2 separate regions of the Homo sapiens genome follow, and region 1 is linked to region 2. Evidence: chromatin contacts called from ENCODE Hi-C data. All regions are on one chromosome and are shown on one strand. Each heading gives the region's core, a stretch centred on a gene start or an enhancer-like site at or near the end of the contact. The rest is flanking DNA. Distances are from core to core; before and after follow the strand shown. Region 1 overlaps LOC105378209 (a long non-coding RNA gene). Region 2 overlaps ARHGAP26 (Rho GTPase activating protein 26).

Region 1 (2,945 bases), core at 24-2,523, 650 kb after region 2:
TGATTGGCTAAAGGGAATTGGGTCAAGTGCACATAAGAGGAAGAATTGGCTTTAGATCAGAACACGGTATAGGAGTACTGCCCATCAGGGGGGCTGAGGGAAACGAACTCTTAAGTAGCTCTTACATTTCCTGGTCAAAGAAAGGTAATTCTCTCATCCTGTGGTCATTGCAGCAGCTGGAGCTTTCAATATCTGGGAGGCTGGATTCTTTAGTTGACCTCAACGTTGGTTTTGCTAGCACCAAGTTACCCTAAGGCTTTCTGTTTTTTTTTTTTTTTTTTTTTTTTAATGGCAAATAAGTTCAATCAGCAGGTTGGAATAGCGAAGCTCACTGGACAAAGCAGCTTATTGCCTTACAAACCTGGGGCTGAATTATTAATAATACAGAACAGGTATGCACTTAAAGTCCCACCAGCAAAACAGGGGCTCTAAAGAGAGATGCAGGGAGGGAGAGGAGAGAATAATTCAGTTAATTAAACATATTCAGAAATTTGCCACCTGTAAAGCCAGAGTGAAATTACTTTCATTTCTGTATGCACATACATTTTGTGTTTTACAGGTAAGCATTGTTTTCAATTACAGAGAGGAGAGCACCATCAACTGTCAATGCTTATGGTTTCTAAACATCTTAACCCAGTCCAGTTTAGGTCAGTTTCCTTTGAGTAGAAGAAATCCTGATCCATGACCAGAGATTATACCCTAGACTATACAAACAGATCTCTTGCAAGTGCCTGTCTCAAGGCGGATTGAGAAAGAGCATCTGCAGCTCAGCGTTGACTCGTCATCTCTCAGTGAATAATAAAGGAAATGCATATCCTATAATAGTGGGCCAGAGTCTCACCTCTTCATGTGACAAATGACACGTGCTCAGTCTAAATAAAGCTCTTTACTTTATGAAATACAACGGCACCAAAGCCTTATGCAGCTCTAGGTCTGCCCCACATTTCTCCACAGGCAAATGACATTTAAGTCCATGGATGGATGCCTTTTCTTGATGTTCACACAGGAAACATATCATTCCCTATTCGACTCTATTAAGTTACTTCACTTGATCACATGTTCAAGCTTTCGTGGTCTTTTTTTCTAAAAATTATATTCTCCAGAAAAGGGGTGGTGATCTTGCCTTTCCCTTATTCCAGACTTTAAGGAGATGAAAACCAGGTGTAGGAAAGAGGAGGGTAAACATCAGGATATTAACAGAAAGAGGAAGAATAGAGGGGACAGTCAGGTGGTCCAGGAGACTGGAAGTAAATTCAGTTCACGTTCACCACATGCCACAGCAACAAAGATAACACACTTCCTGGTTTGAGTAGCTTATGCCTTAGAGCAGAGGTTCTCCATCTTTTGAGTCATACCTGATAGATAATATTTCATATGTTCAACCCACTTGCATTACTAATATGGACACTTCTGGACTGTGGCACTCACTGATTAAATACTCTGCAGATTGTATATAGTTCTGAGCTCAGGAACTACAAATCCTCCTCTTTCCCTATGTTCCCCTGTTGCACATGTTGTGGCTGAACTCCCTGTCTCTATTTCCCACCTTCCCCAATGAGTAGCAGTCATGGGGTAAGGGTGATAGTGACCCATTCCTGGCTCTAGGAGTAGGCGTTGATGAACTTAAGCAAACCAGTTGTCCATTCTTTTAGATTCAGGGGAAGGCATTTGACCTATGATTTCCTGGAGGGAAAACCAGGACTGTGGTTTGACTGTTGGTTGAGAAGAGGTCTGTGGGGAAGAGAAGATCTTTCTCCTAGATGTGGTACAGTGTGGATGTGAAACCTAGAAGTGCTGCTGCCATTTTGCTACCATGTGTGAAGTCAGCATGAGACAAAGTAGCAGAACAAAGAGAATTGCAGATCAAAGGAGCTAGAGCCAAACAAAACTGTATCTAAAGTCCATATAACACACACAAACCTATATTTATTGGTGTATTTTAGTTATAGGAGCTAATAATTCTCTATTATTCTTATTTAAAAAAATTATTTCAATAGGTTTTGGGGAATAGGTGTTTTGGGTTACATGGATAAGTTCTTTAGTGGTGATTTCTGAGATTTTGGTGCACGTGTCACCTGAACCGTGTACACTGTACCCAATGCGTTGTCTTTTATCCCTCAACCCCCTCCCATCCTTCCCCTGCCAAGTCCCCAAAGTTCATTATATCATTCTTATGTCTTTGCATCCTCATAGCTTAGCTCCCATTTATAGGTGAGAACATATGATATTTGGTTTGCCATTCCTGAGTTACTTTACTTAGAATAATGGTCTCCAACTTCATCCAGGTTGCTGAAAATGACATTATTTCATTCCTTTTTATGGCTGAGTAGTATTCCATAGTATATGTATACACCACATTTTCTTTATCCACTCATTGGTTGATGGGCATTTAGGCAGATTCCAAATTTTTGCAGTTGCAAATTTTGCTGCTATAAACATGCATGTTCAAGTATCTTTTTCATATAATGACTTCTTTTCCTTTGGGTAGATACTCAGTAGTGGGATTGCTGGATTGAATGGTAGTTCTACTTTTAGTTCTTTAAGGAATCTCCATACTCTTTTCCATAGTGGTTGTACTAGTTCACATTCCCACCAGCAGTGTAAAAGTGTTCCCTTTTTACCACATCCAAGCCAACATCTATTATTTTTTTATTTTTAAATTATGGCCATTCTTGCAGGAGTAAGGTGATATCACATTGTGCTTTTAATTTTCATTTCTCTGATAATTAGTGATATTGAGCGTTTTTTCATGTTTATTGGCCATTTGTATATCTTATTTTGAGAATTGCCTATTCATGTCCTTTACCCACTTGTGGATGGGATTATTTGTTCCAGTACTTGACAAGTGGGCAAGGGACATTATTGGTATAAAATCTACCAATAAATAAAGATATGTATTTTGCTGATTTGTTCGAGTTCCTTGTAGATTCTGAATATTAGTCCTT
Region 2 (2,943 bases), core at 177-2,676:
GATAAAACATGGAGAACCACTTCTATAGAAAGTAAGCCCCAGTTATTCTGGACGCTATTGAATTCTTGTTTTGGATTAGCTCGTTGCCTAGAGTAGCGTTGTAAGCCCTCATATTTATGAAGCACTTTAGGTTTTTACAGAGCTCTTTATCATTCAATCTCATTTAATCCCGTGCAGGAGCTCACTAAGGTGTTTGCAGAAGTGCATGGCTGATTTTGACACCAGAGGACTTGGGTGGTCAACGTGAGCTCTCTGGGGGCTGCGGTGCCATCACATTTGCCATGGCATTGTGCACAAGAGTTAAGGGTTGGAATGCCTGTGTTCACATCCTGGCTCTATTATCTTGCCAGCTCTGTGATTGTGGACAAGATACTTAACCTCTCTGAGCCTTGGTTTTCTCATCTGCTAAAGGGGAATAATAAGAATATACTTTTCTCATGATGTAGCTGTGAAGAGTGGGTGAATTAATTTATATATAGTGCTTAGCACAGCAACTGGCATATACTGCTGGGTTATAATTATTACTGTTCTTTTATTGTAGAGGGTCTAATAGGCTCACAATTCTTTGTAGAGGTAAAAAGAGCTCTGATATTTACTCCAATTTCTCTTTCATTGTTTTATATGTTCCCTTCCTCATTCCATATTATCCTCCTTCTTTTTTTATTTTGAGACGGAGTCTCGCTCTGTCGCCGGGCTGGAGTGCAGTGGCATGATCTTGGCTCACTGCAGCCTCCGCCTCCAGGGTTCAAGCGATTTTCCTGCGTCAGCCTCCCGAGTAGCTGGGACTACAGGCGTGTGCTACCACGCCCAGCTAATTTTTGTATTTTTTAGTAGAGACAGGGTTTCACTATGTTGGCCAGGATTGTCTGGATCTCTTGACCTCATGGTCCGCCCACCTCGGCCTCCCAGAGTGCTGGGATTGATGTTAGTCACTGCGCCCGGCCTATCCTCCTACTTTTAATCTCTCTCTTCTCTGTCTCCCCTGCCCTGCCCATTTTTTGCTATGAAGAACCACATGCATTTCAAACATGAATTAAATTGACATCCTGTAAGAGAAGGTCTCAAAGTATGTTATTGTATAGGAACTGACATGGAAAGTGGAGGGTCGTTGAGGGTTTTGCTTGTTTTATTTTGTTTTGAGGGATAGTTGTTAGTAGGGACATAAGGAAGGTAAATATGGAAAGAAAGTTATTGTTTTACTCCAGAATAAAGATAGTTCACCCTTTTTATCTTGGTTCTTGGAAATTCACATGCAAGACATGTGAATCCGTCCCCTACCCCACTTCCCCTGTAAAAGGGAACAAGACCACATGTGGAAAAGAACTTGTATTTTGATATTTCTTCTTGGAATGAAAACAAATCCTGTTGACTTTCCTGGTTACCAAGGCCAAGTGGCCCACCCTTCACAGCCTCTGAGGTTGTCGAACTTCCTCTGTGGCTTGGGGTGGAAATCTCACACTGTGTGCCATGAAGTTGATGTAATATATGTGAGCCCCTGAGACCTTGGTATGTAGACAGCTCTTGTGATCTCACTGTTTGCTGGTGAGCCACTAGCAGGAAACGAACTAGAGACATGTTGGCTCCTTGACCTCACTGCAGAAAGGAGGGTAACTTTGCTCTCTAGGGCAGGGGGAACAGGAAGGAAAAGAGTAGGGATGGAGTGGACAGCCCAGGGTGTGGGCCTCAAACTTAACTCTGCATCAAGATCACCTGGGGAGTTGGTTAAAATCCAAGTTCCCAGGCACAGCCCAGTTCAGATTGAGTAGAGTGGGGTTGGGCTGGAATCTCCATGTTAAGGGAATGTCTGATTCTGAAGCAGGTGGTACAGGAGCAGCACCTACAGTAACACTCAAAGACCCAAAACCGGGGACTTGAGAGTTCTGCAATAGACAGTAGCTGCAGAGGCTTTTTGTTTCAAAGCTATTAAGACGTCATACTTGGTCTTTAGAGAAAGGTGGAAGGGTGGAATCAGTTCATTGTGCCCTTAAGCCACAGGGTCAGTTCTGTGGAGCCACCACTGTCAGCAGTCTGCAGATATCCACTGAGTCTGGCACACTGAATGGGCTGATGGTGGGAAGTGGGCACTTGGTTGGGTCTGAGAATGAGAATTTCTGAGAAGAGGAGGGAGAGTCCTGGAAGGTGCTCATGGAGAGAAGAGTTATTCCATCTTCTGAGTCATCTTTGTATTGTGGTGCCAGTCCCAGTGTGACCTTCATGGGAATGACCATCCTCTTGGGATCAGTGTTCCACCATCATCAACACGCCCACTCATCTAGCTGCCCACGCCTCCCACCCACATACAACCCCACTCCCCTTTCTGTCTCTTGCTTGTTTTCTCACTCCCTTCTCTTGCTCGTTTGCATGCTTTCCCTCTGTCTCTCCCGACCCACACGCATTTACACCCTCACACATTCACACCCCTACCCCATGCCCCTTGTATCCTCAACCTGTCTGTATTTACATGCCCACGGCTCTAAATTTTTAAGGGGATGTCAAGGAATGGTTAATGAAAAGAATCAAATGTGACTTTTAAATTATGTTAAACACAAATAGGTTTAGCATATTCATTGGAACTATAGCTATAAGCCAGAAGCAGAGATGATGGGTGGGTGAGAATGACCAGGCTTGGGTGCATATGGGGCCCAGGCTTGTGCTGCTCAGGGTGTTGCTCAGCCTGTGTGGTTTTAATACCATATTGTTGTATGATCATTAGCAGTGTTTGTGTACTCAGACAGGAATCGGACTTTAGTTCTTGCTCAGTGGACCTCTTCCTCCTTTTTAGGCTGTCTCAAATTTTAAAGAGGATGGTTTTAACTAGCAATTCTTAACTTTTTGAGGGTTGCAGTTCTCTTTGAGAATCTGACAGACAATTTGAATTGTTTCTACAGAAAAATCCACATACATTTGAGGGAGAGGAGGAGGTGGTTTGGGGACACTCTGGGA

The links. A loop is a pair of places that touch in the nucleus more often than their neighbours do. Pooled maps may share reads with other maps.
Region 1: a loop to region 2 is called in a map of endothelial cell of umbilical vein, with 3 times the contacts of the local background. The contact joins two enhancer-like sites. A Hi-C loop is called at or near these places in 1 of 168 maps with a recorded cell type or tissue (endothelial cell of umbilical vein), 1 of 37 single-sample maps with no recorded cell type and 1 of 50 pooled maps.

The regions. Positions count from the first base shown.
Region 1 is chr5:143,582,263-143,585,207 of GRCh38, forward strand. All of the region lies in intron 1 of LOC105378209 (a long non-coding RNA gene), which reads left to right. Among named protein-coding and RNA genes, the nearest start is that of MIR5197, 96 kb to the right of the region's middle. Within about 2 kb of position 1,274, at least 2 of the 41 ENCODE cell types and tissues checked have a DNase peak (open chromatin) inside an H3K27ac peak, as active enhancers do.
Region 2 is chr5:142,928,290-142,931,232 of GRCh38, forward strand. All of the region lies in intron 10 of ARHGAP26 (Rho GTPase activating protein 26), which reads left to right. Among named protein-coding and RNA genes, the nearest start is that of ARHGAP26-AS1, 61 kb to the left of the region's middle. Within about 2 kb of position 1,427, at least 7 of the 41 ENCODE cell types and tissues checked have a DNase peak (open chromatin) inside an H3K27ac peak, as active enhancers do.